2 separate regions of the Homo sapiens genome follow, and region 2 is linked to region 1. A link is a loop called in an ENCODE intact Hi-C map of the cell type or tissue named here. Cell type or tissue: Calu3. All regions are shown on one strand. Links, peaks and the distances in the headings refer to the core of each region. The heading gives the core; the rest is flanking DNA.

The links. Hi-C counts contacts between places; a loop is a spot of excess contacts. Peaks named below come from ENCODE experiments on the same cell type or tissue, not always from the same donor. Only the 100,000 strongest peaks of a DNase experiment are listed, where the experiment ranks them.
Region 2: a loop joins it to region 1, with 2.4 times the contacts of the local background. A loop is called at or near these places in 4 of 110 quality-filtered maps.

Annotation. Positions count from the first base shown.
Region 1 is chr1:65,014,329-65,030,255 of GRCh38, reverse strand. It overlaps a transcript of JAK1 not described here and the pseudogene RNU6-1176P. Among named protein-coding and RNA genes, the nearest start is that of LINC01359, 20 kb to the right of the region's middle. RefSeq lists an enhancer at 3,444-4,261. In Calu3, for the core only: a CTCF peak has its summit at 9,211; no DNase peak of the experiment used is centred there.
Region 2 is chr1:64,889,593-64,905,519 of GRCh38, reverse strand. The region is part of intron 1 of JAK1 (Janus kinase 1); the gene reads left to right. Among named protein-coding and RNA genes, the nearest start is that of JAK1, 69 kb to the left of the region's middle. RefSeq lists enhancers at 9,755-9,824, 13,806-13,855. In Calu3, for the core only: no CTCF peak of the experiment used is centred there; DNase peaks (open chromatin) are centred at 6,749, 7,279, 8,752 and 10,509.

The DNA of each region.
Region 1 (15,927 bases), core at 4,845-12,844:
TGGGAAATCCAAGATCAAGATGCCAGCTGGTTCAGTTCCTTGTGAGAGCTCTCTTCCTGGTTTGCAGATGGCCACCTTCTTGCTGTGCCCTCACACATTGCAGAGAGAGTGCTGGTATCCCTTCCTCTTTTAATAAGGGCACTAATCCCACCAAGGGCTCCATCCTCATAATCTCGCTAAACCTAATTACTTCCCCAAAGCCTCACCTCCTAATACCATCACATGGGGGATTAGGGCTTCAAAACACGGATTTTGGTGTGGGGGAACACACAGTCCATAACAGACTTTTTTTTTTTTAACTTTTTAACTTTTAAGTTCAGAAGTACATGTGCAAGTTTCTTATGTAGGTAAACTTGTGTTGTGGGGTTTGTTGTACAGATTATTTCATTACACACTCTTAAGCCCAGTACCCATTCGTTATTCTTCCTGATCCTCTTTCTCTACCCTCCAATAGGCCCCAGTGTCTCTTGTTCCCCTCTATGTGTCCATGCGTTCTCATCATTTAGCTCACACTTGTAAGTGAGAACATGTGGTATCTAGTTTTCTGTTCCTTCATTAGTTTGTTAAGGATAATAGCCTCCAGCTCCATCCATGTTCCTGCAAAGGACATGATCTCATTCTTTTTTATGGCTGCATAGTACTCCATGGTGTATGTACCATATTTTATTTTCAAATACCAATGATGGGCATTTAGGTTGATTCCAAGTATTTGCTATGGCGAGTAGTGCTGCAGTGAACATACATGTGAATATATCTTTATGATAGAACGATTTGTATTCCTTTGGGTATATACCCAGTAATGGGATTGCTGGGTCAAATGGTATTTCTGCATAACAGACTTTTAAAAGGAAAAATAGGCTGGGTGTGTTGGCTCACGCCTGTAATCCCAGCACTTTGGGAGGCTGAGGCAGGCAGGTCACTTGAGTTCAGTAGTTTAAGACCAGCCTGGGCAACATAGTGAAACCCCATCTCTACAAAAAATACAAAAAAAATTAGCTGGGCACAGTGGTGCATGTCCGTAGTCCCAGCTACTTGAGAGGCTGAGATGGGAGTATCACCTGAGCCCTGGAGTTTGAGGCTGCAGTGAGCTATGATCATGCCACTGCCCTCTAGCCTGGGTGACAGAGTGAGACCCTGTCTCAGGAGAAAAAAAAAAGGAAAAATAAATACCCACTATTGTAAGAAGATGGTATCCTCATTGGATTGGGTAACTGATATTGAGCCTTGACCCCTGCATAGTAAAAGTAATTCCTTCCTTTGTCCTTTGTAATGATTCTTTTACTTTGTTCATATTTTTACTATCAAATGGTGAGCTAATTTTGCTCCTTTCCTCTTATTTGGCACTGAAGTCTGTTTCTTATTTGTTGCTATCAGATAAATCTGAATTTAAATTCCATACTTCCAGTTGTGTGTGACATTGGCCATGTTATTTGGGCCTCACCCTCCTTGCCCACAAAATAGGGATGATAACCCTTATCTCAGTGCTATTGGGAGGATTAAATCAGATAACGTATGTAAAAACATGTAACATGGTATCTGATAAAAAGAATACAATTAGTAAATAAGTTTTCTGTCTTTGACTTAAAGTTCCAATTTTTAGTGACACATTTTTATAAGTTTCAATGACTTAATTGCTCTCTTCAAGGGGTTAGATGATCTTCTTAGATAAGAAGTTTGCATCAGAAAGAGAAAGGATTAGTGGTATCTATCAACTTTTACATGATTTGTGTGGTTATACCAGTCCCTCCCTCCCTCCCTCCCTCCCTCCCTCCCTTCCTTCCTTTCTTCCTTTCTTCCTTCCATTTGCCACATAGTTAATGGCATTTGCTATATGCTAGTCACTATTCTGGGTGCTAGGGATAGAACAGCAGACAAAATCTCCTGACTTGACATCCATTATATTCTAATCAAAGGAGACAGATGATAAATATATAAATAAACTTTTAAAATTAGATAGGGTAAGTGCTATGGAGAAAAATAACACTGGGAAGGAGAATAAGAATTGTGAGGGGATTGCTATTTTAATTAGTCAGGGAAGGACTCACTGATGAGACAACACATGAGCAGAGACCTCAAGGAGATGAGGCATTGAGTTATTAGTGTAGCTGAGGGAAAAGCGTTCCAGGCAAAGGAAATATTTCAGACAAGAAACCTAAGGCATAGATTGACTTACTGAGGGTTCACCCAAAGGAATCATAAAAAGAGCTCAGGCAGTTCTGTGGAGCACAAAAACACTCTACTTCCCTTCTGTGAGCTTGATTATAGGTAAGAGCAGAATGGCTGGACAGCTGTTGGGGTTGTGCCAGCTGTGGCAGCGTGCCACGCAGACTTCCCTTCCAGAAAGAACCTGCTGCAAGGAATGCAGAACGCTGACAGCTTCTAGTCTGGATCCACCCCAGCATCCAGGGTGCAGCACTTTCTCCCAGGCAGCCCTCTACCAATGACTGAGCATGGCAGGGGTACTAGGGCATGACCACTGCCATGCAACGTGGGACTTTTTTGAGGGCAATCCTTGTGCCAGAGCTCCCTATTAGGCTGACCAGGACATTTCCAGAGCTGCACCACAGTCTGAGACTCTATTCACCCACACAATCATCCTTCCTTACCCTTCTCCTTTTACAAGCCTCAGACCTGCAACATGGTTTTAAGGCTTTCCCTGCCCTCTCCAGCTCCCTCTTCCTTTTGCCTTTCACAGTTATTACAACCCAGTGCTTTCACTTATAAACCCATCCTGGTGCCTGTCTGCTTCCTAGAGGACCCAAATTGACAGGAAGCGGAACAAAAATACATGTAAGGAGATTTTGCTCTGCTTCTTCTGCCGGCATCAGTCAGAGATAGACCAAGGGAATTGGAGGAGGGCAGTCGGCAGTGATGTCAAGGATGATCAAAGTTTCGAGATAATTGGCTGGGTGCAGTGGCTCACACCTGTAATCCCAGCACTTTGGGAGGCTGAGATGGGCGGATCACTTGAGGTCAGCCTGGCCAACATGGTGAAACCCCATCTCTACTAAAAGAAAAAAAAAATTAGCCAGGTGTGGTAAATTAGCCAGGTGTGGTGGTGTGCACCTGTAGTCCCAGTTACTCAAGAGACTGAGCCAGGAGAATAGCTTGAACCCAGGAGGCAGAGGTTGCAGTGAGTCGAGATCGCACCACTGCACTCCAGCCTGGGCAACAGAGTGATACTCCATCTAAAAAAAACAAAAAACCCCAAAAGTTTCCAGATAACCAGCTCTACCCAGGCCATCTCAAATAGTATACAATCTGAATGAAACCTGCTTATTTAAAAAAAATGGTTTTTATTTTTTTGAGACTGCCTAACTCTGTTGCCCAGGCTAGAGTGCAGTGGCGCAATCTCAGCTCACTGCAGCCTCTACCTCCTAGGTTCAAGCAATTCTCCTGCCTCTGGCTCCAGAGGTGCACTCCGCCATGCCTGGCTAATTTTTGTATTTTTTAGTAGAGATGAGGTTTCACCATGTTGGCCAGGTTGGTCTCAAACTCCTGGCCTCAGGTGATCTGCCCGCCCTCTGCCTCCCAAAGTGCTGGGATTACAGGTGTGAGCCACTGCACCTGGCCAAACCTTCTTATTTAAAATGCAAACAATTTCAAAAGCAACTCCTCTAGAAGCTCATAGCAGCCAGATGGCTGCCCCTAAGCTTTTCTTATGTAGAAATTCTGGGGCTACCAATGGAACAGTTCCAAACCCTTCCTTCCTTCTTTCCTGTTCTAGAGGAGGAAGGGATTAGCTAACAAACTAGAATCCAGGGGGGCAGCGTGCTTTGAGAGGGGAAGCTGGCACTCATTTTCACTGCTGGAAGCCAAACCGTGGGATTCTGAGGTCTCCAGGGACATTTTCTAGATCTCCAACTGTGATGATCATCTCTGTCTTATACCCCAGGCTGTGTTCAAAGGACTGCCTGTGTCTGGCTCACCATGCTCCACTGACATTCCAGCCAGAAACCATTCTCGGTGTTGATAGAACAATGCTCTAATCACATAGCTGAAATTACAGTTTGGGGCTCAATAAGGTAATGGTTCAAAAGATTTTCTGTGGAAATCTCTGCAGTCCCATCTGGAAAGCAAACACTGGCTGGATAGGTAGTAGCGTTGGGGTGGGATCACATGGAAGGCATGTAGACAAAGTTATGACCCAGGATTTCAGAGTGAATATCCTCTATGTGCCAGGCACTTTTACAGGTTTATATTTCTAGAACCAACCTATGATGCTGGAATGATAATTTGAGGTAATCCCTGTTTTATGGCTTAGAAAAATGTGGTTTGGCTGGGTGTGGTGGCTCATGCCTGTAATCCCAGCATTATGGGAGGTCAAGGCAGGAGGATCGCTTGAGTCCAGGAGTACAAGAGTAGCCTGGGCAACATGGCAAAACCCCATCTCTACAAAAAATATAAAAAATTAGCCAGGCATGGTGGTATGCACCTATAGTCACAGCTACTCGGGAGGCTGAGCTGGAAGCATTTCTTGAGCCTAGGAGGTCGAGGCTACAGTGAGCTGTGATCATGCCAGTGCACTCTAGCCTGGGTGACAGAGTAAGACCCTGTCTCAAAAAAGGAAAGAAAAAAGAAAGAAAGAAAAAAATTGATTTGTAAAGTTAAGTGATTTTTTCCAAGGTCATAGTGCTAGCAAGTAGCAAACCTAGGATTCGAGCCAGGTCTTCAGATGCTAAATTTAGTGACTTTTTAATGATTTTACTGCTGGCTAACTATTCTCTTGCCTTTATCCATATTCCTGTGTCAATAATAGTATTTTACCCTGTGGCCTCACCTCTTTGCTTAGTTGCTTAGATAAAAATCATGTTGATTTTTAGTGAGGCCGTGGTTGGGAAGCACTGTAGTGGACATTTGCTAGTTTTTGACATCCCCGACATCCCTTTTCCTCCTATTTTGGTAAATGTATTCTAATTTCTCTCTGGATAACTCTCTCTCTTCCCCGACTTGGAATCCATGTTTCGGGTGGGCTCTAACCATTGCTTCGGGAATGGGATCTGTGAATCCCCCTAAATCAGTGTACCTATTCCTCTTGGCCACTGCAGTTTGGATTGGTCTGTAATCAGTCAGGACCCGTAAGTCTTTTTGCCAGTGCTTCTGTGAGCAAGCACTCTTCTCCTGTGGGCCTGAACCTGGAAGAACGTGTGGCTGGAGCTGCTATAGCCATCTTGCTGTTCTAATTGGTGAGGCCTATCCAAGAATGGGGCTCAGACAGTGAAAACAGAGCTAAGAGGGGAGAAGGAAGAAATCAGGTTCTGGTGTCACTTTTTTTTTTGAGACAGAGTTTCGCTCTTGTTGTCCAGGCTAGAGTGCAATGGCACGATCTCGGCTCACTGCATCCTCTACCTCCCGGGTTCAAATGATTCTCGTGCCTCAGCCTCCTGAGTAGTTGAGATTACAGGTGCCTGCCACCACGACTGGCTAATTTTTGTATTTTTAGTAGAAATGGGGTCTCACCATGTTGGCCAGGCTGGTCTCAAACTCCTGACCTCATGTGATCTGCCCACCTTAGCCTCCCAAACTGCTGGGGTTACAGGTGTGAGCCACCACCCCTAGCCTTTTTTTTTCTTTCTTTTTTTTTTTTTTTTTTTTGCTTTGGACCAGGCCATTCTTGAAGCCACAACTACCTCCAAGAACTTTCAGTTCTGTGATACAACAAGTTCCATTAATGCTTAAGCTAATAATGTAGGTTGGGTTTTCTGTTACTTTCAACTGCAAGAGGCTTACCTGTTACAACAGACTCTCTCAATTCAATTTCACCCAAGTTAAGAATCAATTAGGACTCAACAACAAAAAGACAAATGACCCAATTTAAAATGAGCAAATGTTATGAATAGACATTTCCCCAAAGAAGGTGTACAAGTAGCCAATAAACTCTTGAAAAGATGTTCAACGTCATTAATCATTAAGAAAATGCAAATCAAAACCACAATGAGATATAACTTTACACCCCCTAGGATGGCTGTAATAAAAAATATGAACAACAAGTGTTGGCAAGGATATGGAGAAATTAGAACCCTTGTACCTTGCTGGTAGGAATGTAGGTGGTACAGCCACTTTGGAAAACAGTCTGGCAGGTCCTCAAATGATTAAACATAGAGTTACCAGCTATTCTACTCCTAGGTATATACCCCCAAAACATGGAAATATATGGCCGCAAAAAGTTTTGTACAAGAATGCTCATAGTACTTGTATTCATAACAGCCAAAAATGGAAAACAACTCAAATGTCCAGCAATAGGAGATTGGATAAACACATTGTGATATATTCATACAAAGGAATACTACTCAGCAATAAAAGGAACGAGCCACTGGTACATGCAAAAAAAAAAAAAAAAAAGGATGAATCTAGAACCATGGTGAGTGAAAGACACCAGATGCAAAATAATAAATACGGTATGACTCCATTTACATGCAATCCCAGAGCAGGCAAACTAATCTATGGTGATAGGATTAGAAAGTGGTTCCCTCAGCAGGGTGCAGTAGCTCACACCTGTAATCCCAGCACTTTGGGAGGCCGAGGTGTGTGGATCATGAAGTCAGGAGATCGAGGCCATCCTGGCTAACATGGTGAAACCCCATCTCTACTAAAAATACAAACAATTAGCCTGGTGTGGTGGTGGGCACCTGTAGTCCCAGCTCCTCGGGAGGCTGAGGCAGGAGAATGGCATGAACCCAGGAGGTGGAGCTTGCAGTGAGCCGAGATTGTGCCACTGCAGTCCAGCCTCAAAAAAAAAGAAAGTGGTTCCCTCAGTGAGAAGGAAAGGGGGTTTGACTAGAAAGGGACAAGAGGATGAGACAACTTTCTGGAACTTTAGATGGTAGTTACATTAATGTGTACAATTATCGAAATCTGTTGGCCAAGCATGTTGGCTCAGGCTTGTAATACCAGTGCCTCAGGAGGCTGAGGTGGGAGGATTGCTTGAGGCCAGGAATTCAAGACCAGCCTGGGCAACATAGCTTGACAAAAATAAAAAATAAAAATTAGCCCAGTATGGCTACGTATGCCTGTGTCTCCAGATACTTGGGAGGCTGAGGTGGGAGAATCACTTAAGCCTAGGGGATTGAGGTTGCAGTGAGCCATGATCACTCCACTGTACTTCAGCTTGGGTGACAGAACGAGACCCTACCTCTAAAATTTAAAAAAAAGTCATTGAACCGAACCTTAACATCAGCGTATTAAATACTTCACTTAAAAATAATTAATAGTTGGAATGATACAGAGAAGATTAGCATGGCCCCTGTGTAAGGATGACAGGAAAAAAAATTCTATGTTTTAAATGTTTACTGCTTCCTCACTTTTCATGAGAAAAAAAGCATCCACTGAATTTATATGATCTAACAGGTGTGAAAAACTCCCTATCAAAAAATATCATTCCCCACCAACTTAAGAATAGACTGAATTTCCCCTGATTAGTTTCTCCTTTGATATACACATTGAAAGCCCTAAATAAAATGCTATATTAATTTTTCCCAATGAATATTTTAGCATGACACTAATGTATGAAGTTGGTTCTCCTCCCTCTTAGCAAGGTACTGCAACCCACTATTGACTATGTTAAAGTCTAAAAATAAAGAAGATAATAAAAGTAATAAAATGGTGATTACCTTCTTCAAGTTGCTTAGAAGTCTGAAGAGGCACCAACTCTTACAAACTAAATTTTCACTTTGGCTGACTCAGTCTCATTTCTTAATTTTTTCTTTACATCACCCCACCTCCCAGCCTTATGCCTCATCACTTACTACCTACTGATCAGTTTAATGGGCCTCAGAAAGGCTATGGAAATCCTAAAATGCAGAGTCATTTACAAACTTCCCTCACATGAGCCCTCCAATCCCTATGGGTGCACTGGAATATCCATTTTGTTGGTGATTTATGGGTTAGAAAGAGCCCTTAATTGCTTCACTAGCATGGACTTCTCTGTGACCAAGAAAAAATAAAAAAATAAAAAAATGGCAATGTGGGCTCCTTTGAGAGAAAGGAGAGGGGACATTACACAAGAAAAATGTTATTTTCCAATATCAAGAAAATTCATTAGCAAACACATTAAAATGCACTCAAGTAGTCATCACCCTGAATTGTTTTGGAAAAGGCCCTGCTTTGGAAAAACACAGGGCAAAAACATTACTCTTGTAGCTTGGCACAATGAGATGGCAGGATGACAAATGTCTTATTCTCTACTGTGCCTTAATATTTAGAGGACATCTGCTACTGTGTATTCCTCCCTCCCTTGAGTCACCTTTATCACAGTCTAACGTTGTGTTATTGCTGTTTCCCATGTCCACCTGTTACAGTGATAAGACACAGCTGTACTCCTCCAGTATGTGGGAAGCAAATGAGTCTGAAAGTCAGGAGGCTGAGCTTCTAGTTCCATTGTTGTACTAACTATGCACTCTTAGGCAAATATTGCAAATTCTCTTGGTTTTAGTGTCCTCTTCTAAAAAAATGGGAAGTATAATAGACATGGTTCCAATGAAATGGAAGCTAAGTCTTACCCCCAGGCATTAGGGGTTCCTTAGGTCATAGAACCAATATATAGAAAAGGGGTAATATATCCTTAACAGCAGTAATTAGATTGCTGCTACCTAGCGGGGATAGACAGGGAGAGCTATGTTTAGAACTCAGGGATTCAATGAACAACTTCTTAGCATTCCTTGGCCCACTGTTCTGGTGAATGGAAAAGTGCAGCCACCCAATAAAGACAAGATTATCAATGCCTCATATCCTACACGCAACGAAGTTTGGGTCTCTCCAAATCTACTTTGGAAAATAGGCAAAAGCATCTTTACTATGGGACAAGTAGCCTGGGACAAGGAAAAAGGTAAAACACATCCTGCTGAAGTGCCGATGGAAGGAAAGAACAGAAGTGGGAGGTGGAAGAAGGTAGCCTTGAGTACCAATGTACGCCTTGTCATCAGCTGCAGAAGCAGGGATTATAACAGCTATAATTTAAATCCCTTGGTCATTTCTCCTTCTCCCCAAACCTTGTATTTTAAAAGAAAAACACTGGAAGTGGCTACCACTTTAGATTCAGACGGACATGTGAACAACTTCTCATCACTTCGGATCTACTCTTTGCCCAGCTCCATTCTGCTGGGTTCTCTGGGTGGTTGACCTAAATGCATTGCATCCACAGATTCTCTTGTCTTCTGGCTTCTGGTTGGGTTCACCAACAAGGAGCACAGACAGAAGATTGGGAGAGGGAAGGGAGAGGAGCAAAATCAGGGTATTTATCCCCTTTGTATGCGGTCACTGTGGTGTGGACTGGCTCTGTCTTTCCACTAGAGGTCATAGCTCAAGTTGAGTAGCTCTCTCCACATAGCTCTATCTCCTGGTTCTAATAAAGGCTTTCTTTCCCTGCCCCAAAGGGTGGGAAAGGCACCCCAAGTTACTAGTTCTAGAGTATTTTGTTACCACATTTGAGCTCCTTAAACCCTGCCCACACCTTTGTAGATGGTCCTTTTAAATTAAACTCTTCTCAAATTACCAAATTTGTACAAATAATTTCTTTTCTAGTGGAGCCCTAACTAATATGGACAAGTTTCTTATAGGAACCACAAGTGGTAATTGTAAAATCAGATAAGATTTATTAAAATGTGTGTGAAGTTTCTTTGAAGAATATAATGCCTTTGTAGAAGTTCAAATGAGACATATGCAGTACATATAGAAAAGTGCATAAAGCATATATGTGCAGTTTGAATGATTATAAAATGAACATCTACATAACCAGTACTGTGATCCAGATATAAAATTTTGCTGCCTCCCCAGAAGCACAGTGAATCGTTTCCAGTTTCAAGCTACTCAGAACAATGATGCTGAGAAAATTCTTGTACTTGTCTGTAGTACACATTGCAAGAGTTTCTCTAGGACAGTGGTTCACAGTCTTTTGGTGATAATGTGGATTGGTGATGAGAGTTCTCATAGGCTGTTGCTGAGAGTATAAATTAGCACAACCACTTTGAAAGAGTGTGGCATTGTCTAACAGAACTAAAGTTATACACAGCTTTTTTTTTTTTTTTTTTTTTTTGAGACGGAGTTTTGCTCTTTTTGCCCAAGCTGGAGTGCAATGGCGTGATCTCAGCTCACTGCAACCTCCGCCTCCCGGGTTCAAGCGATTCTCCTGCTTCAGCCTCCCATGTAGCTAGGATTACAGGCATGCACCAGCACACCTGGCTAATTTTATACTTTTAGTAGAGATGGGGTTTCACCATGTTGGCCAGGCTGGTCTTGAACTTCTGACCTCAGATGATCTGCCCACCTTGGCCTCCCAAAGTGCTTTGATTACAGGCGTGAGCCACCACGCTCTGCCTTCTTCTTCTTCTTCTTCTTTTTTTTTTGAGACAGAGTCTCGCTCTGTCACCCAGGCTGGAGTGCAGTGGCATGATCTCGGCTCACTGCAACCTCTGCCTCCCGGGTTCAAGCAATTCTCCTGCTTTAGCCTCTCAAGTAGATGGGATTACAGGTGCCTGCCACCACACCTTGCTAATTTTTGAATTTTAATAAAGATGGGGTTTCATAATGTTGGTCAGGCTGGTCTTGAACTCCTGGTCTCAGGTGATCCACCCACATTGGCCTCCCAAAGTGTTAGGATTACAGGAGTGAGCCACCATGCCCGGCCTCACATCTTCTGACATAGCAACTTCGCTATTTTGCATGATGTTTGCTACAGATTTTCTGTAGGTACCCTATTTCACTTAAAAGTTTCCTTTTATTTCAAGTTTGCTGATTTTTAAAATTAAGAATACATATTGACTTTTTTTTTTAACCATTCACTTTTCCTAAATATATTGGGGGGGGGGTCATATGGGTTCTCTCCTTTATTCTATTAACATGACAAATTACATTGTTTCATTTTCAAATATTAAACCAATTTTGTATTCCTAGGATACACTTGCTTTTCTATATTATCTTTTTGTATTGCTGGATTCAGTTTGCTAATATATTGTTTCAGATTTTTTTCAACATACATCCATAGGTCAAATTAGATTGTAATTTTATTTTGACATAGTCTTCACATGAATTTTAGTGTCTTATGAGTTTGAGAGTTGTTCCTTCTTGTATGTGTTTATGTAATATTAAAATACTTTGTTCCTTAAAAGATTGGTGGAAGTCATATGAAAGGCTTCTGGTCCTGGAATTTTCTTTGTGGATTTTCTGTAAACGATTCAACTTATTTAATGATCATAGGATTGTTCGAGATTTTTGTTTTTGTTTTTTGTATTATTTTTATTTTTATTTTTTTGAGACGGAATCTCACTCTGTCCCCCACGATGGAGGGCAGTGGCGCGATCTTGGCTCACTGCAAGCTCCGCCTCCTGGGTTCACCCCGTTCTCCTGCCTCAGCCTCCCGAGTAGCTGGGACTACAGGCGCCCGCCACCACGCCCGGCTAATTTTTTCGTATTTTTAGTAGAGACGGGGTTTCACCGTGTTAGCCAGGATGGTCTCGGTCTCCTGACCTCGTGATCTGCCCGCCTCGGCCTCCCAAAGTGCTGGGATTACAGGCGTGAGCCGCCGGGCCCGGCCTTTATTATTTTTTTCAAATGCTCTCTTAGCAGAATCATGTTCATGTTTTTAAAATATCTTTATAAGGTTTGTTGATTTTTCCCCGATGAAATTAGTCCATATAGTGTACTTTGTCAAATGGATTAGATTTAAGTCATTCATTATATCCTTTTATTATCTTTCCAGTGTGTACAACATCTGGAGTAATATCCCCTTTTTCACTCCTGATAGCGTGTGTGTGTGTGTGTGTGTGTGTGTGTGTTCTCTCTCTCTCTCTCTCTCTCTCTGTATGTATGTGTGTCTCTCATTAGTTTCACCAAATATTTTACACCTTTTTTAGTCTTCTCAAAGAATCAACTATTGGCTTTATTGTTCCTGTTACATAGTTTTTCTATTTTACACATTTTTGTTCTTATTTGTTATCTCTTTCCTACTTCTTTATTTCTGTTTATCTTGCAGCTTATTTCTAATATCCTGAGGCAGATGCTTGACTTACTTACTTTTAGCCTTTTTTCTTTTCTAATATAAAATGTAAGGCTATAAATCAGCTCTGTAAACACTTTTTAGCTATTACCCTATATGTTTTTGATATGAAGTAATTTTTAAGTCACTCACACATTTTAAAAAGGCACAGTTCACAGCCAGGTGCAGTGGCTCACACCTGTAATCCCAGCACTTTGGGAGGCTGAGGCGGGAGGATCACCCGAGATCAGGAGTTCGAGACCAGCGCCGGCCAACATGGTGAAACCCCATTTCTACTAAAAATACAAAAATTAGTTGGGCCTGGTGGCAGACACCTGTAATCCCAGCTACTTGGGAGGCTGAGGCAGGAGAATCACTTGAACCCAGGAGGTGGAGCTTGCAGTGAGATCCTGCCACTGAACTCCAGCCTGGGCGACAAGAGTGAGAATCTGTCAAAAAAAAAAAAAAGGCAGAGTTCACAATTAAAAATTTTTTCCACTATGATTTCTTCTTTGACCCATGAGTTATTTAAAAGCATGGTTTTAATTTTCCAAACATGGAGATGCTCTGTTTACCTTTTTATTATTGATTTATAGTTAGATCACTTTAGGTCAGAAAACATCCTCTGTATTAATCCTTTAATATCTGTTGAGGCTTGTTTTAATGACTATGTATGAGTCCATTTTTGAAATATTCTGTGTGGACTTCAGAATTTTTTTCTGCAGTTGTTGAATGAAATATAGATAATCTCTATTAGATCAGTTTTATTAATCATTATTGTTTGAATCCTCTAATGATTTATTTTTATTTTTATTTTTTTGAGACAGAGTCTCTCTCTGTTGCCCAGGCTGGAGTGCAGTGGCGCAATTTCAGCTCACTACAACCTCCGCCTCCTGGGTTCAAGCAATTCTCATACCTCAGCCTCCCGAGTAGCTGGGACTACAGGCTGTGCCACCATGCCCAGCTAATTTTTATATTTTTAGTAGAGACAGGGTTTCGCCATGTTGGCTAGGCTGGTCTCAAACTCCTGAGCTCAGGTGGTTCACCTGCCTCGGAGGCCTCCTAAAGTGCTGGGATTACAGGTATGAGCCACCAGTCCTGGCCTATTTAATGATTTTTCTTGTTCTATCAATTATCGGGAGATGTATTTTTTAATTTCCCATATAATTGTAGATTTGTCTATTTCTCCATATGGATCTTCTGATTTTTCTCTTATATAATTTGTGGCTGCACTACTAGGTACTTATAAATTCAAAATTTTTATATTTTCCTAGTAAGCTGAAATTGTATTGTTAAGTGATTATCTTTATTGTTGTAATTTTAAAATTCTGATAAAATGTATACAGTAAAATTTGCCATTTTAAGTTTTTATTTATTTACTTATTTTTTTGAGATGGAGTCTTGCTCTGTTGCCCAGGCTGGAGGGCAGTGGCGCGATCTCGGCTCACTGCAACCTCTGCCTCTCGGGTTCAAGCAATTCTCCTGCCTCAGCCTCCCAGGTAGCTGGGATTACAGGTGCCTGCCACCATGCACGGCTAATTTTTGTATTTTTAGTAGAGACAGGGTTTCACACTTTGGCCAGGCTGGTCTCTAACTCCTGACCTCAAGTGATCCACCCGCCTCAGCCTCCCAAAGTGTTGGGATTACAGGCGTGAGCCACTGCACCCAGCCTATTTATTTATTTTGAGACAGGGTCCTATTCTGTTGCCAGGCTGGAGTGCAGTGGTGCAGTCAACCTCCTAGGTTGAAGTGATCCTCCTACCTTAGCCTCCGGAGTAGTTGGGACTACAGGCGCATGCCATCATGCTCAGCTAATTTTTGTATTTTTTGTAGAGACAGGGTTTCACTATGTTGCCCAAGCTGGTCTCAAACTCTGGTGCTCAAGTGATCTGCCCTCCTAGGCCTCCCAACGTGCTAGGATTACAGGCATAAGCCACCATGCTCGGCCCATTTAAACCATTTTTAAGGGTACAATTTAGTGGCATTACTTAGGTCCACAATGTTATACAACTACCATCGCTATCTACTTCGAAAACTTTTTCATCACCCCAAACTGAAACTCAGTAACTAGTAAGTAAAAACTCCCCAGGTCCCTTCTCCCCAGCCCCTGACAAACTTGCGTCTAGTTTACATTTCTACGAATTTTCCTATTTGAGATATTTCATGTCAGTGTAGTTATACAATATTTGTCCTTTTGCATCTAGCTTATTTCACTTAGCATATGTCTTCAAGGTTTATCTACCATGGGGCATCTATCAGAACTTCACTCCTCTTTATGTCTGAATAATATTCCATTGTATGTATATACCACATTTCGTTCATACATCTGGTTGGTACATGGGTTGTTTCCACCTTTTGACCATTGTAAATAATGCTACAATGAACACTGGTATACAAGTACTTGTTTGAGTCCCCGCTTTCTATTCTTTGGGATATATATATAATACTTAGGAGTGGCATTACTGGGCCATATGGTAATGCTATTTTTAGCTTTTTGAGGAATTGCCAAATTGTTTTCAATAATGATTTTTGGCTTAAAGTCTATTTTGTGTACTATTAACATAAAAATGCCAATTCTTTTGGAGTTATATTTCCGTTTTAAAATTTCAACCTGTTTGAATATCTATAAGTTTTCTCCAGTCCGAGAAGCTTTGTCTTTTAACTGAAGTATTTAATCCATTTACATTTTATTCATTTTAATTAACTGATATTAGTTACTAATATTTTAAATCTATCACTTTACATTTTGCTTTCTCTTTGCTTCACTTTTATATACTTCTTTTTCTCTTCTTTTTTGTATTATTTTTATTCCTTTTTTTAACTCTGTTTATAGGCTATATTCTGTCTTTATTATTTTTTAGAGTTTAGCCTAACATGTTTATATGTATATATCACCTATTAAGTAAAAAGTTAGTCACTAATGTTTTTCTTGTGCTAAATACCACAAAAACTAAACACCAACCTCATTGACTCTCTTCTTAATTTGCATGCTTTTATTTTTGTGTATTTATTTACTTTTTCATCTCATATGACATTGTTAATGCTGTGTTATGCACAATTTTGCATTGTTTAGATTTATTCATATATTTACCACTCTCTTTACTCTTCATTCTTTCTTGTACCTCAGAGCATCCATCTAGGATCTCATTCTTTCTTCCAGAATGACACCCTTCTGAATTCCTTTGTACAAAGGTCTGGATAATAGCAAAGTCTCTGTGTTTCTACTTGTTTTTGGAAATGTACATATTAATACTATGCCCTCATTCTTGAAAGATTTTTTTTCACTAAGAATAGAATAATATGGGCCGGGCGCGGTGGCTCAAGCCTGTAATCCCAGCACTTTGGGAGGCCGAGGCGGGTGGATCACGAGGTCAGGAGATCGAGACCTTCCTGGCTAACACGGTGAAACCCTGTCTCTACTAAAAGTACAAAAAAATTAGCCGGGCGTGGTGGCGGGCGCCTGTAGTCCCAGCTATTCGGGAGGCTGAGGCGGGAGAATGGCGTGAACCCGGGAGGCAGAGCTTGCAGTGAGCCGAGGTCGCGCCACTGCACTCCAGCCTGGGCGACAGAGAGAGACTCCATATCCAAAAAAAAAAAAAAGAATAGAATAATAGATTATTTATTATTTTCTTTCAACCCATGGAGTGTGTTATTGTATTGTCATTTGGCTTCCATTGCAGCTACTGAGAAGTTAGTGGTCCATCTCACTGCCATTCCTTTGATAATGATCTCCACACTTTCCCTGACCTCAAATTTTTTCCTTTGATGTTCATTAGTTTTATTGTGATGAATTTGAGTGAGAATTTTTCTTTCTTTTTCTCCTTTCTTTCCTTTCCTTTCCCTCCCTCCCATTCTCTCTTTCTTTCTTTTCTTTCTACCTTCTTTCCTTTTCCTCCTTTTTTCCCTTTCCTTCCCTCCTTTGTTCTTTTTCTTCTTCTCCTTCTCTCCTGCCCACCTTT
Region 2 (15,927 bases), core at 3,771-11,770, 120 kb after region 1:
TTATTTCTTTCTTTATTAGTCCAGAAATATATATAGCAGTAGGATCCATGAGCTATTACCTTTAACAGGATTCTCATACTAAAAAAATTTAACACTGATATTTGACATATGTAGAGCTATGTACATTTATAAAAACATGTATGCATTCTAAATGTGAATCGGATACAGTTGACGTTGTCTGCTTTTGTGGACAGATATCTGCTTGGATTCCCAGGTTTTCGTAAGCTGTTTGAACTTGTTTCATCTCAGTCTGCTCTGCCCCTTCTCTGTCACCGTCCTCGCACTGGAGATGAGGCAGGGTTTCCTGAACTGTGGGCTCTGTTCTGGGAAGACCCTGTAGCCAGCTCCTAGAGAAGACTTGCAGAAAGATGTGGGATGAGAACAGGAAGATCAAGTGGGTTGAAGGGGAAAAAACAAGAAGGCCGAGGCAAATAAAGGCAGAGGATCATTTGGGAGGGAGTTGAGGAAAGGGGCCTCCACTGTTCCCTAGGTGACCATATTTTCTCTCCCTCTTTGGGTTATTTTCTTTGTGCCTACCTGTTTTATCAGAATTGCAAGGATTTTTCCCAGGTGTTTGGGTTGTTGAGTAGTAGGTAAATATAACTTTTTCCGGGCATTACCTTCTGGAATATCTGCTTGAAGGTAAAATTGCAAAAATGGCTCATTCTCCCCTACTTTTATGAACACTGTTTTAGTCTAATCTTATTATATTGAAATCTTAGATTTTATCCCATGCTTGTGTTTATCCAATTTTATAGGGTGTGTGTGTGTGTATATATGTGTGTGGGGAATGTGAATATATGTGAATGAATGCCTTTTCTAGAGAATCTGGTATATTAAGTCATCTACCCAAGAAGAAAAGTCTTCTGAGATTGATGCTGTCAGATAAATCTATAGAATTTGAGAAATGAAAGAGAGCATAGAGAACATCTGATCCGGACTTTTCCAAATGTATATTCCATTAAAAAAGAAGTGCCTTGGTCTGATGATTTTTTTGGGAGTTGGAGACTCACTGCATTTATTAACTATGAAAGGCTTAAGAGCTCTTGCTGTTAAAAATATTATTTAACTATGTTTAACCAGTGTTTCTCCAATTTTTTCACTATGGACCCTCATTTTCCTTCTCTCTCTTTTTAGAAGGATATGTACATAGAACAGTTACTATCATTGCACAGAAGTACAAGATTCCAGAAAACATAATTTGGGAATGCTAATTTAATTCTTACCTTCAAATTGAATGCGATACTTCATTTCTGTTGGTTTGTGTTCCCATATGTAGTATGAGCAGGTTGAATGAATTAATCAATTACTGTGTCACTCCTGACTGTGACATTTTCTGGTTCTGATTCGTTAAATCAATATTTAAAAATTATATCTGTTTCTATATTAAAGAACCTTGTCTTTTTTGTTCCTTACTAGAACCATAGTGTCTAATACAGTGCCTGACACATAGTAGTGTCTCAGTAAATGTTACTGAACAAATATATACCTGTTAGATTCAGAGCACTGAACTAGCTATGTCTTGAGGCTGCAGAGAGAATGATCTTGTTTTTGCTCTCAAGGAACTTGTAGTCAAGTCATTAACTTTCCTAAGAGCATGGAATGTGCCATGGAGAGGTCCCAAATTAGAGCTTGATTGTGATAATCTATAGGACAAAGATAGATTGGACATTATTTCTGACCCTGTGTCAGATGTGTGGATTACAACACAGCTGGGTTATGTTAACATAACTTTCATGACAAGAAGTGTCTTTCAGTAATAGTCACTGCAGCAGCCACATAGTCGTTTTATCCCTGGCAAAGACTTTATGATGCTATCAGCACTAAGAGATTGGAGCTAGTATTATTCCCATTTTAGTAGATAAAAGAGCTAAGGCTCAGAGATTTAGAGACATGTCTAAGTTGACATACCTCCTGACTGAAAAGCCAGAATTAGGACCCAGGTATGTGATTCTAAACCTTGTGCACTTATCCACTAGGCTTCCTGTCCTCTCACCAATACTAGTATCTTTCATTGTCTCATTTGTATTAGAAGCTCACCTTGAACAGGCTCAGAGAATTACACATTTCCAGTCTTCATTGTGTCCCTGCTCTGCTCCCTCTGTCCCCATGCCATGAGGGCTGCTTTCTTTACAGCTGATGTGCTAGCTAGGGTGAGTTTTGGAGCAGGTAATAAAAAGTTTACAGACTTTGGGCCAGATGCGGTGGCTTACACCTGTAGTCCCAGCACTTTGGGAGGCCGAGGCCGGTGGATCACCTGAGGTCAGGAGTTCGAGACCAGCATGGCCAACATGGTGAAACCCCGTCTCTACTAAAAATGCAAAAATTAACCAGGCGTGGTGGTGCATGCCTGTAATCCCAGCTACTCGGAAGGCTGAGGCAGGAGAATCGCTTGAACCTGGGAGGTGGAGGTTGCAGTGAGCTGAGATCATGCCATTGCACTCCAGCCTGGGTGACAAGAGCAAAACTCTGTCTCTTTGTCCTTACCAACCATGTTGGCAGCATCCATATTCTAGGCTGCAGATAGGAGAAGGAATTAAGAAAACGGGGCAAAGACCTTACAGTGGTCTCCAGGGTAGAAGCTGCCACACAGTACTTTTGCTTTTATCCTGTTGGCCAAACTTACTCACATGGTCATATCTTGCCGCAAAGGAAGCTGGCAATTGTAGTCACTATTGTGAGCATTCTTGTGCACAGCTAAAAATTACTGTTGAAGAAGAGGAAGGACAATGGCATACAATCAGCTGTCTCTTCCACCACTGCGTATTGGGGTCTGGTGCCCATTCACTCCCCTCTTCTGACTTTTGGCTAGTAGCTAATCCTTTTCCCTGTCCTTACCTTTATCCTTTAACTCCCTTCTTCCTATTATTTAAATGTTCTCAAGTCTCTTCCATCTTAACATGCCATAACACACACACACACACACACACACACACTCTCTCTCTCTCTCTCTCTCTCTCTCTCTCTCACAAATTCATGAGTAAAGGCACCATGTCCCCAGTGCTCATGTTATATACTCAGATCCTTGTGCAGGGCATAGTACATAGGGGTTTTTCAACAACTCTTTGTTGAGAGAGCAAGTGGGTGAGTGAAGGGTTGAAACATTTCCCTCTATCCTTTATCCTCGGATTGACAGAGAGATGCTGCTGTCTGTCTTAACATCTATGGCACAAATGACAGGACTGATGATTTTACTCCCTTTAGTGCTGAGGAGGCTGTTTGGGACCATGAAGTAGTTCTAGAAATGTATCGTGCTGAGAAGAGCACTAAAGGGAGTAAAATACACATCAGTTCTGGTTTTGTTGCTTACTAGCTACAATGACATTTGGCAAATTATGTAATGTCTTTGAGCCTCAGTTTCCTCATTTGAGGAAGTGAAGACTCCATTGACCTCACAATGATTAAATTAGAAAACTGTGATAAAGAATACACCCCTGATAATATTATTTTGGCTTCTTATGGTGATTTTTAAGATTAAGGAGTATCATCATCCCTATTTTATTTCTCTAAAATAATATTTAAAAAAACGTAAATGCCCTATACAATAGAGTATTATTTGGTCACAAAAAGAATGAAGCACTGGTGCATGCTACAGCATGGATCCCCTGAGGACATTGTGTAGGTGAAAGAAGCCAGACACACACATTATATGATTCAATTTCTATGAAATGTCTAGACTAGGCTAATAGACCAGTGGTTGCTAGGGGATGCGATAGGGGAGAATGGAGAGTGACATGGGGTTTCTTTTTGGGGTGGTGAAATGTTCTGGAAGTAGATAGTGATGATGGTTGCACTCTTTTGAGATTACACTAAGAACCACTGAATTGTGCACCTAAAAAATAAGTTAAAAATTTAAATGTCATTATAGGGCATTATAATTATAAGTAAGAGAATACTTTTAAAACTGTGTCTAAGTTTTGGTTCACAGTTTGTCAATGATTCTTCTGTAACAGAAACCAACATCTGGTTGGTTTTTTGAGTTTTTTCACCTGCTGGCTGACCTTACTTGACATACTGTATTAGACTTTCTTTATCTTTCCAGGCCTACGCAACTCTCAGCACACTGGGAAATCTCAGGGCATGGTGTTCCATTAGAAAGAAGAGTAAGCATGTGGGCTTCTTCGTGGGTACCATGATGGGAGAGAATAGAAAATAAGAAGTTAAATAATTCCTCGCAATTCTGTTAGGCATATAAACTACACATTTAATATTATAAAACAGTTTTATAAATGCACTTGGTCTATGGTGTCTGCATGGATTAGGTGAGTACTTCTGGAAGGAGGTGGGGATAGTCAGAGAAGGCATGCTGGGGAAGGAAATGTTTAAACATTTGCTTCTTACACAGACATTTATTGAATATCTGGCATGCCTTAGGCATTGTTATTTGGTGTTGTATGTACCCAGATAACAGCTGCAGTCCCTGCCCTCAGGGTGCTCAAAGACAGCGAAGACAGATGATTCTACAGACAGTTAGGGAGCAGGATGTAAGTGCTACTCCAAAGGTAAGCACAGGACTCTCTGAACGCCTCACTTGGGAAATGGGAGAAGTCAGGGAAACCTTGATGGAGATGATTCCTGAGCTAGGAACTGAAGGATGAGTGGGGACAGCAAAGGCTTGGAGGACAAAGTCATGCTGGATTACAGGAACTGCAGGTAACTCAGTACGTTTGGAGTTCAGGGCACAAATGGGGATGAGCCATGAGAAGTTGATTACAAGTAGCCTTGTAAGCCATGTCACCTAAGAGAGTAAGAAATAAAAGAGTTTTAGAGCATGATACTTCCAGATTAGCAGTCTAGAAATAAGACTGGCTGCATTGTAGAGACTTGGAATAGAAGCGGACGAGAATGAAGGCAGAAACTTTCAGGAGATTGTTGCAGTAATTTGGGAGATAAGTGGGTAGAGACAACAGAGTTAGAACAGAGACAACAGAGTTAGAACGATTAGGGCTTGCTCCCCAAGTGGATATGGTCGCAGTTCCTAGGACTCCAAGATCTCTGTCCACTTCGCTGTCTCACTTCATGTCAGTCTGACCCCAGCCTGCCTTCTAAGTCTTGTTTTCTTCTCTTCATGAAATGCTTAAGTCTTGTGCTTACTGTCCCCAGAACTCGCTTGGTGATTTAATGTCTGTTACCTTTGATTACACCTTTATCTTCACCTAGAATGGAGCTCATCTGTTCCCTTTACCTTCTTAGATCTCTGACTTATGAATCCTTTGGAATAATTCCATGCTAGAATGATCTCTTTGTCCTCTGAAGTCATAGCACTTAATATCTCTATCAGTCAATGACAAATAATTATGTTTTGCCTTGTCACATCTCTTAATTGCTTTGAATTGCTAGTCAATCTTGAGCCATTGCAGCAGGTAGAGAGGTGAATTGGCTCTCCTGAATTCCTACTCCCAGCCCTAATTTCCTGTATAACCCAGGGGGAATGACTTTTCTCCCCTCATTAGTGTAGTAACACATATTTGATGCAGAACACTTAGAAAATCTCTAAAAGTGTGCAAAATGAAGTAACTACTATCACAAACACCTTGGAATACTCACAGGTAATTATTCTTGTAATGTCCTCCCCATCCATTTTGTCACCGTTTCTTTAGGATTACATGTGTGCGTCTATGCATCATAGCTAGGATCATCCTATACATGCTGTTTTTCAATTTGATTTTTTCATTACCATATTGTAAGATTCTTGTGTCAAAACATAGGAGAATCTTCAAGTCCAAATTGAAAGTGGAGCTAAATTGTTCTCAGGGAGAGTTGTACAGATGAGTATCCCCTATCTGAAATGCTTGAGACCAGACAATTTTCAGATTTCAGATTTTTGGGATTTTATAATATTAGCACTATGCTTACCCATTGAGCATCCCAAATCTGAAAATTCAAAATCCTCCAATGAGCATTTCCTTCAAGAAATGTGGTAGTCAAAAAGTCATATTTTGGAGCATTTCAGACTTCAGATTTTTTGATTTGGGTTGCTCAGCCTTACCAAAAACTGAATAGTGACTATCTCTGGGAGGAGGGAGGGGAACTTTGGCTTTTCAGTGATATCTTTCTATAATGTTGAATGTGTGCATTTATGATGAGTCTAAATGATTTTTAGAGTTGTCACCCATAGTTTATAGGTGACAGTAATTTATACTTCTACCTAATCCAGGCTTATATTTACATTTAAAAAGAAGTATAACACCAACTTTACTGACTAGATAGATAAACAATTTTAATTTACTGAAATTTCACCTTTTCACCATGATTATAGGTCCTTTTTCCATTAGTTGTTTCCATTTCCTTTGCTGTCTAATGACTTAGATTTGAGTCCTAGGTAATAAATACATGTGATCTTTCACAAGTCACTTAGTGTTTCTAAGCTTTAGTTTGCTTATGAGTAGAATAAGAGGAATGATACTTCAAATTATTGTGAGGATTGAGATCAAGTATTGAAAGTGCTTTGTAAATTGTAAAAAGTATATAATTATTGATTTTTTATTGATTTTTATATTAGTCAATGGTCATGAGCAGTTAAGCCAACTTTGCTTTTTTAAAAATTCATTTGGAGAAAGACTAAAAAGGCAGAGGTGCCTTCATTAATATTTATTTTGGTGCAATGTGGGATCCATGAGATTTGGGTTTGTGCCACATTTCTGCTGCTAATTATTAGCTATATATACAGCTGAAATGCACTGAACAAGCACAGTTTTGGCCAGGCCCAGAAATGTTCAGGGAGCACCTGGCTGGACATACATCAGAGAGCTTGGTGACCTGATAAAGCATTCATGCAAGCTCCTGGAGACTGTTTAACTGGATGACAGTAGAAGGAAACTATTTATGCAAATTTTGCTAACTGAAGTTCTCCCACACCCTTGAGTCCACATTTCACAGGCTTGTGAGATGGAAATGGGTCAAAATCAGGTTCTAATAATCTCTTTGTCATCTGCAGTCATGCCTGAGAAGGTCTGATATGGTCTTCTGAATCATCAAGGGAAGGTAGAATTTCATCCAACATGACTTTTGTGCATTTGCTGTATTCAGCTCCCTGGAAACATAGGTGCCTTAATTTTATCAGTTATCCAGAACACTGAATTCTGGATAATAGAGGAACAGGGCTGTGTAAACAACTCTGCTGAGTAATAGATGGCCTCCTGGCCTCTGGTTTCTGACTCTGTATTCCCTTTTATCCAAGGACAAGATGTTACAAAAATAATTCAGAGTGACTCCCAAGGGCAGCCCCGTGAACTTGCTGGTCCCTCCGACTGTGCTAGCAGAGGAGGATGAGTCACCAGCAGCAGAATGTTGACTCTCCCAGTGCTATTAGTGGATGTCCCAGCCAGACGCGACAACCAGGAAGACAAGCTTTGGGAAAGTTCTTTCTGACTCATTAACATCATGATTTACACAAGAAAACCTCTAGCTTCTCATTTTATTTTATTTTTTAAAGAAGTTTCCTTTTTGTATGTGTGTATAGCGAGGTGGGGCAAAGGTATGGATCCCTCAAATGAATATTCAAATTAGCTCTTACCCATAGCAGTATTTGAACTGTTTGCTCAGTTAAATTTTATTGTCCTTTCTCAATGTACAGTGCCTATATATCCATCAAAGAGTAGCAGATTCATTAAGAATCTTTAAAAAGAAGGACATTATTTTTACACAGTTGAATTTCAGGTGTCCTATGCCCATGCCTTTCCCATCATTTCCTATGTGTGAGAACCCCCACCCCACGTAGCACACCTTCACATACTGGGGACTTTCCACTTGAGGAATTCACATGAATCTGGGGATCTGCATTCTCCTTGGGTAGTATCCCCTCAGAAGAAAATCCAGACTCCTTAGGGGGCATTTGTAGCCTGGGCCCAGTTTTCCTCCTTACCTCATCTTTTTTGGTTCTACACAAACCTGTTTAGTCTTCAGTCAAGTGCCTTACCCTCCGGCTTTCCTCCTCCTCCTCCTCCTCCTCCTCCTCCTCCTCCTCCTCCTCCTCCTCCTCCTCCTCCTCCCTCCCCCTCCCCCTCCCCCTCCCCCCTCCTCCTCCCCCCCTCCCCCTCCCCCCCTCCTCCTCCCTCGTCCTCCTGCTCCTCTTCTTTTTTTTTCTCTTTTTCTTTTGGGATGCAGTCTTGCTCTGTTGCCCAGGCTGGAGTGCAGTGGCACAGCTCACTGCAACCTCCACCTTCTGGTTTAAGCGATTCTCCTGCCTCAGCCTCCCAAGTAGCTGGGACTACAGGTGCTCACCACCACACCTGGCTAATTTTTGTATTTTTAGTAGGGACAGGGTTTCACCATGTTGGCCAGGCTGGTCTCAAAGTCCTGACCTCAAGTGATCCACCCGCCTCGGCCTTCCAAAGGGCTGAGATTGCAGGCGTGAGCCATCGTGCCCAACCCCACTTTCCTTCTTTTGCTATTTCTTCATGTTTCCCTTATTTGGAATGTTGTCCTCACTCAGCTCCTGTTTTCATCCTGTTTGTATCCCACCTTCTTCGTAGTGATAGTAGTAGTATTGCATGCCTGCTGTGAGCCAGTTTTCCTACTGTGTTTATGTATATATTTTTCCAAGAGTTTAAAATAAGCCTGTAAAATAATTATGATTATCCTTATTTGCAAATGAGAAAACAGTCATAGAAAGTTAAAAATTATTCAAAGCCAGCTACTAAGTGGCAGGGCTGAGGTTTTCCTGAGCCTGAACATTCAACCCCACCATGCTGGTTTTCCCTGCCGTCCTCTGGATCCGATCAAACTCACTACACCAGCCCCACTCTTAGACCTTCTCCAGACGTGCTCTTTTCGCTTGGTCGGGTGTGTCCTGTGTTTGGCAATCAGTCATGTATTATTACCTTGCTATGTGCTTGGGTTGCTAATTCTTCTTTGGCGATATATCTTTTGTTGTTTTCTTTTCTTCTTACTGAGCTGTGCATCGCAGGCTTTACACAATGCGTTTTTGTTGATTTTACTTAATTAATGATGTCCTGGAACAAGTGAGTTATTTCTCCTAGTTATATTTAGCCCAATTAGTTATTTACATCCTACCATAATATTTGCCTCCACTAATTGCTAAGTAGTCTTGCAAATTATCCTTCAGTCTTCTTTTTCTATGCTTTTATTCCTGGGAAGGAAAGACAAAAGAAGCTCCGTGGCTGGAGTCTGTAGTGTATCCCATCCCCTGCAAAGAAACCAACAGAAAAATTAAGTGGAATGACCAGGCATTGCCACTAAATAGTTTGATACTTTGAAATGGATGCCAGTTTGGCTAAATTCAAGTGTTGTCTGTTAGACAAGGGCTATTCGTAAAAGAATTGTGAATGTAAGCATGCTCTGGACTGTGCTTCAAGGATGCAAAAAAGTGTCATTGAGACTGCCTTCCTATGTGCAGAGTGGGAAAAGGAGCATTTATCTTGAGAAAGAATAACTGCATCTGATCACCGTTTTCAATTCATTGATAGGGAAATACAATTAAAGATTCCTAACCTATTTCAGGATACCCATCTACCATCTAAATCTCCAAGACTTGGATAGCTTCCCCGTTCCCGAGTAGTTCCCCATTGACAGGCATGCACTGAACTCTTCATTTACGATAACCGTTGTTTCCATGAAATACACTGAAAATTTTGCACAGTTGCAAGGTACACAGAATGGATTTTGAATTCTTTTGGTTGTACGAAGCATCCCTAGATGTGATCATGAAGTTAGACACCTGGGACTGTGAGAAAATAAGTCATGTGTAAGAAGAGTGGTTTGGCAGAATTTTAAAAATAGACCTTCCATGCTTTGTGGGTATAGTTTCTACATATTCTAGATCTTTGTGGTACCATTATATGGCTGTAGGAGGTAACCAACTGAAGAGCTTTCTGGGAGGAGAAGCTTATTGTGAAATGAAGACTGTGCATATGCGTTGTATGGGTCTCAGTCCAGCTGTTTGTATTGAAACATCATAGGCTATACATTGTGAGAAAAGAGAAGTAATCTTGTGGTAACCAAAGAAGTTTGAGGTGAAATATGTCTCACTGTTTCATATTCAGCTGGGGAATGTCTCACTGTTTTATATTCACTTTCTTATATTTGCTGAAATAAAAACAAAAATAAGGTAAATTTGATTAGTAGTAACCTTGTTGGGTCCTTTAAAACAGTGTTTTTCAAACTGTAGTCTGTTAATCTTTACTGGGCTGTGAAATCTGTTTTGTGGGTCTTGTTTAGCATTTAAAAATGTATTAAATATAAGAAAATGTAGAATAGAAGGTAGAGGGAATGGCACATAGTAAGGATCAATATCTTTTTGTGAAACTTGTATGTCATATACACACATGTGTACTACAAAATATATTTTTTACGGTGGATCATGGTCAAAAAAGACTGCAAAGCTGTTTTAAGCATGGCTGTCAGCATAGGTTCCTAGGATATCAGACAATGATGTGTAACCCTAGCTGGATTCTTGGCTGAATGCTAGGGGAAACTGGGGCAGACTGGGGAGGAGTGAGAGGTGGCACAGTGGCTCCAGAGGCGCTGTGGTGACCTGCCGATCCTGCTCTGCCCTGATGCTGCTGCCGCCTTGGTGAAGACTAAGTGCATTACTCATTATATGGATAGGGTTCGCTGAGAGCTCTGCCAGCAGTTTAAGATTGGAGTCTTTGTTGGCAGGGCAGTTTCAAAGCTGAACATAAAAACTGGTTACAGTTTTTTGGTTGAGGGGGCCAAGTGTAGGGGGGCCATGTAGAGAAAGATTTTTCTTGAGATTTCCTGGTTTTTTTTTGTTTGTTTTTTGAGACGTAGTCTTGCTCTGACACCTAGGCTAGAGTGCAGCAGCATGATCTTTGCTCTCTGCACCCTCTGCCTCCCGGGTTCAAGCGATTCTCCTGCCTCAGCCTCCTGAGTAGCTGGGATTACAGGCACCCACCACCACGCCCGGCTAACCTTTTTTGTTTTTTGTTTTTTGTTTTTTTTAGTAGAGACGGGGTTTCACCATATTGGCCAGGCTGGTTTCGAACTCCTGACCTCAAGTGATCCGCCCACCTTGGCGTCCCAAAGTGCTGGGATTACAGGCGTGAGCCATTGTGCCCCGCCTCGTTTTGTTTTGTTTTCTCTCCTAACTTACATTTTGAGGCAATAGCTGAGTACCTTTGGTGCATAGACTGAAATGGACATTTGCCATTTGGGGGGTTGTCTAGCATTGGAACCCCCTTTGTTTCTAGAGTGGTCTCCCATTGTTGCTGTGGAAGCTGAAGGAGGTGCAGACACATAACTGAGGGCAAACTAGGTTCAACCTCTTCGATTCCTCCTCGTCAGGACTTTGAATCTGGAGGGAGTGGTGCAAACATACAGAGGTGGCTTGAGATCATTCATGGAAGCAGCAGAGTTGGGAGTCCAGTCCTGGTGATGGCTGGTGACCGGTGGAGGCTGTGCGAGCAGTGGTGTCCTTATCAGGCTGTTCCTCTGTCCTTCTGTCTTTCCCTTAAACTCATTTTACCCTTAGGTAAGCAGAGCTGGTTTCTGTTGATTGTACCCAAGAACACTGAGTGGATATAGGAAGCATGTTAGATTTGTGTCTGCCCTAAATGAACTTAGTATGTGACAGGTGAGAAGAAGTAGGTGAATGCTTGGTAGACACAAATAGTAAAATTTAGCAAGGGGTGGAAGGATTCAGGGTTGTTTTCCTTTGTATTCCTTTAAATTATGGGTACCTTCAAGCTTTGTCAGATGACTTATCAGCAGGAGATTCTATGTCTTTACATTGTGACATTTTGGAAATACATGTTAATAAAAAATGAGCTATGTTAGGTGCAGTACAAAATGGTTTCAAACTTTTATAAGTTAGGGTTTGTTTTATTTGTTTCTTTTTTCAGTTTTAAGCTTTTTAAAAGCCTTGCGCATACTCACAGAAAACTGATTTCCTAATGGGTGTGAGCATTTTATTTTAGCATTAAGAGATTTAGGGAAATCTTGAATCATCATCACAACAACCCTGTAAAGTAGATACTTCTATTATTCTGAGGAAACAAACTCAACAGAGGTTAAGAAACTGGCCTAAGGTCTCAGACAGTGGGTGTTAGAGCTGGGATCTGGACCCAGGTTAGGGTGACTCCAAGAGCAGGCTTTTAACTGCTTCTATAAGGAACTTTGGAGGGCATCCAATACTTTTTCATTATGCAGGGTTTGAGCTCAGAGAGGTTAAGAGGCTTGCTCAACACCAGGCAGGTCCTAGTGGATCTGGGCTGGAACATGGGCCTCTTTCTGACTGGTGGGAAGAAGCTCTCGCACAAGCTCTGTTCCTCTTGCACCCTCCCCTCCTTTCCTTGCTGTCTGCCTTTTTCCTGCAAGATTCTTCCTGTCTGCATACTCTTTCCTGCACAATTGTGCTTGTGATTTTCCTTCTTCCTGGCCTTTATTTTTATTTTTTTTAAAGAACAGCTGTACCTTTCCTCTCTCTTTTTCAGTCTTCTCCATTTCTGAAAACTGAGAGCAGATTCCTCTCTCCTTAATCCCCTCTCAGCCCAAAGCATGGCCCTTGTGTCCTCTGTTTTTGACTCCCATGGTTCTCAGTGTCTGTCTCTCAGCATGCCCTCACAGCCTCTTCCCTGGGGTTCCCGTGTATATGTTAGTCTTGCCAGCTGTCAGTAGATTGTAAGATTTTTGGCATGCTCAGATGTATTTGTGTTACTTCTTTGGATTCCCCTGAAGTCCCACACCTTGCCCAAGGCAGAGTGGTAAATGGAAAGGGGAGTGAGGCTACAGCTGAGAAATGTGTTTGAGACCTATCTCACCTCTCACTGGCCAGTTGACTGTGGGAACGCCTTAGCCGAGTCTTCCCATCTGAAGGGGCTGTGAAACTCGAATGTGGTTTAGATGTGAAAGCCCTTTTTAAGCCATAAAGTGCTATATAAATGCAAGGTTTTATTGTGATGGCACAAGTGCTTCAGAAGTATTTTTGGGATAAATGATTAAAAAGCACATATTGTGCCTGGGTGAGTTGGTTCATGCCTGTAACCTTAACAATTTGGGAGGCTGAGATGGGAGGATTGCTTGAGCCCAGGAGTATGAGACCACCTTGGGCACCATAGTGAGACCCCTTTCCCAAAAACAACAACAACAAAAATTAACTGAATGTGGTAGTGTGCACCTGTTATCCCACCTTCTTGGGAGGCTGAGGCAGGAGGTTCACTTGAACCCAGGAGGTCAAGGCTGCAGTGAGCCATGATTGTGCCACTATATTCCAGCGTGGGTGACAGAGCGAGATTCCATCCCCCTCCATCCCCCCCAAAAAAGCACATACTATGAAGACAAGCCATTCTCCCCACCCCGCCATGTTTTGAGTGTCCATTTGTGCCACCAAGTCTTTGACCCTGGGGTAAGGATATGGATGGCTTCACTAAATCTTATATTCATTGCTCTTTAATAAGATTATGGATGTGTTAGTGGTAATTAGTTTAAAAGAAGAAAAAGTTTTTTAGAAAAGGAAAAGTAACAAAGTCTCTTGGTACAATGTGGCTTTTAGAAAGACACTTACTGACTTTAAGCAAAGTACTGTATTTACTTTTATCAAAAACTGTCTCTCACTGAATGCAGGCTCCTTGGGAGCAGTGCGAAGCACCGAACCATTGAGCTGGCATTGATTATTTAATCATCCCTAGTTTATTGTAAATGAAGCAGCACTTACGGTTCTGGGGTATTCCTGGAATTGCTGCTATAGTTAGAAGTGAGTTATTCTGTGTGGCAGGAGTGGCATATAGAAAAGCCATAGTTCTGACTTCCTGACAGGAAAAATAGCAGATTTTGTATTTATATGATGTCGTCCTTTTGGCTGGAATCCATCAGCTTTACAGTATCTTGTGATGCTTTCATCAGAACTGTTATTCCACGTCTCAGCATAGCAGTGGGGTCCCAGTAGCAATAGATACAAGTCATTTTCGGTGGCTCTATGGGTGTGAAGCCACTGGCAGTTTCCCTGGCTTGTTGTGTAGGTTAGGCTGTTAGGAGGCTTCCTGTTCACATGTTGCTAGGACTTTCCTCTCACACTGTGGCAGTGGTGCCAGGGCAGAGCATTAGTAGTGGGCAGGAACACAGGGAAGGCTGGGGCCATGCAGTGATTTTTTAAATGACAGTCCTTTCAGTCTACAGAAGGAAGAGTGTTGGAGTAAGATCAGTCTCCTGGGTGGTTGTTAGACTATGAAAAGTACTAAAAAACCAGAGAAGACAGTGGTGTTGCTGATGGGGACAGTTTAGAGCAGTTCTTCCCCACTGTGGAACGAGCAGGGTCCTTAGAATCAGTAGTCACGTGTTTGACTCCTGGCACTCTCGCTGATTAGCGTAAAACCTCTCATGCTTTTTATGAGAATTAAGTGCGAGTGCCTAACTCCAGGCTCAAGATATTGAAATGCTTAGTAGATATTGTTTTTTTTTTCCTTGACTGGAACTGTATATTTCATCAAGCTGTAATCAGTTTAACAAATTATGGTCAAAATATGAGTGCTTACTGCATGCTAAACTCTGTTGGGCATTTTACATGCATTGACTGACTTAACTCTTAATAGCCCAGTGAGATAAATGCTATTTTTATCTCCCCACTTACACCAAGAACATTGAAGGTTAGGGATATTAACTAACTTGCCTAAGATTACAATAGCTAGTCGGTGGAGACGCCAGAATTCAAACCCAGGTTGCAATGACTCCAGCCCGTGCTCTTAACTGCTTTGCTGTGTCATCTGAGCTTTATGAAATGGGGTTTTGATTTGTATCTAGGCTTTTGCTCAGAATCCCTATTTAGACTTTGCTCTTCGAAGCAGATTCATAGCCCACTTTAGTCCTGTGCCATAAAGACTATTTTATATTGCGTCAATACCTTTTTGTACACTTACACATCTATAGCCTCTTGCAAAAAGGGCATTGTAGGTACTTGATGAAGAGTTTTTGAAAGTTGTTTGTTTTTAAAAAGAGACAACATCTTGCCATATTGCCCAGGCTGGACTCAAACTCCTGGGGCTTAAGCAGTTCTCCTGCCTCAACTTCTCACTGAAAGATATTTTTAATCCTTGTACCAACCCTCTAGGCAGGATGTTTCCTCTTAGGTTAATGGGTAGGGAAACTGGCTTAGATGAAAATGACTTGCTCATGGTCACACTTGCTAGTATAGAGTTAGTGGGAACCTACACACCTTGGATTACTGTGCTTTTTTTCATTGCATAATGTTGCTTACTTTGTACCTTCATCTTTCATTTACAGCTGTTACCGAACATACTTCTTGATCACCTAATTTGTGCTGAGGATAAAGCACTAAATACAAGACAAAAAAAAAAAATCCTGATCTTCCTGTAGTTTTCATTGTTGTGTTAGGTTTCCTTACCAACGTTAAGACTGCTGCCTGCTGAAATAGTTGATTAAGGCTTAAGATTTTTAGTCTTAAAATTTCTTAAGATATTAAGAAGCTGATTTCAGGGCATTTTCTAAATTACATATTTTTCTTTCAGTTTTTCTGAGTTCATACCTTAATTCATAAACATTTTAGTTGTATTTTCTACTTCAGAAATCAAAAGGTTTGATTCCTTTAAGGCAAACACAAAGTAATTCATTGTAGGTGTGATGGTTTCTTTTATATCCATAGTATTTTAATTCTTGTCATTGAGTTTCACTGTCAACCAGTCTGTTTTTAACGGTAAAAATCTGGCAGTGGCCCTTGGCCAAAGTGGTCTCATTCTGATGATCATATTTATGAACATTAAAATAGTCTATTTTTATTTCCTTGTCCACTATCCAAAATGTGTGTTCTTCCCTTGCGCAGATACCAGTCTTTCAAAAGATGCCCTTGAAAATTTAAGAGAGTTCCAGTTTTTTCAGATAGATTTCTGGAATTTTGCATCTTGGAAAAATTTCTGACATTTTATCTATTGCAGTGAGGCTTTGTTCCAACCCACAGAATTGTGTCTTGTTTCTTTTATTTTTTCCCTTGTTGAGAAA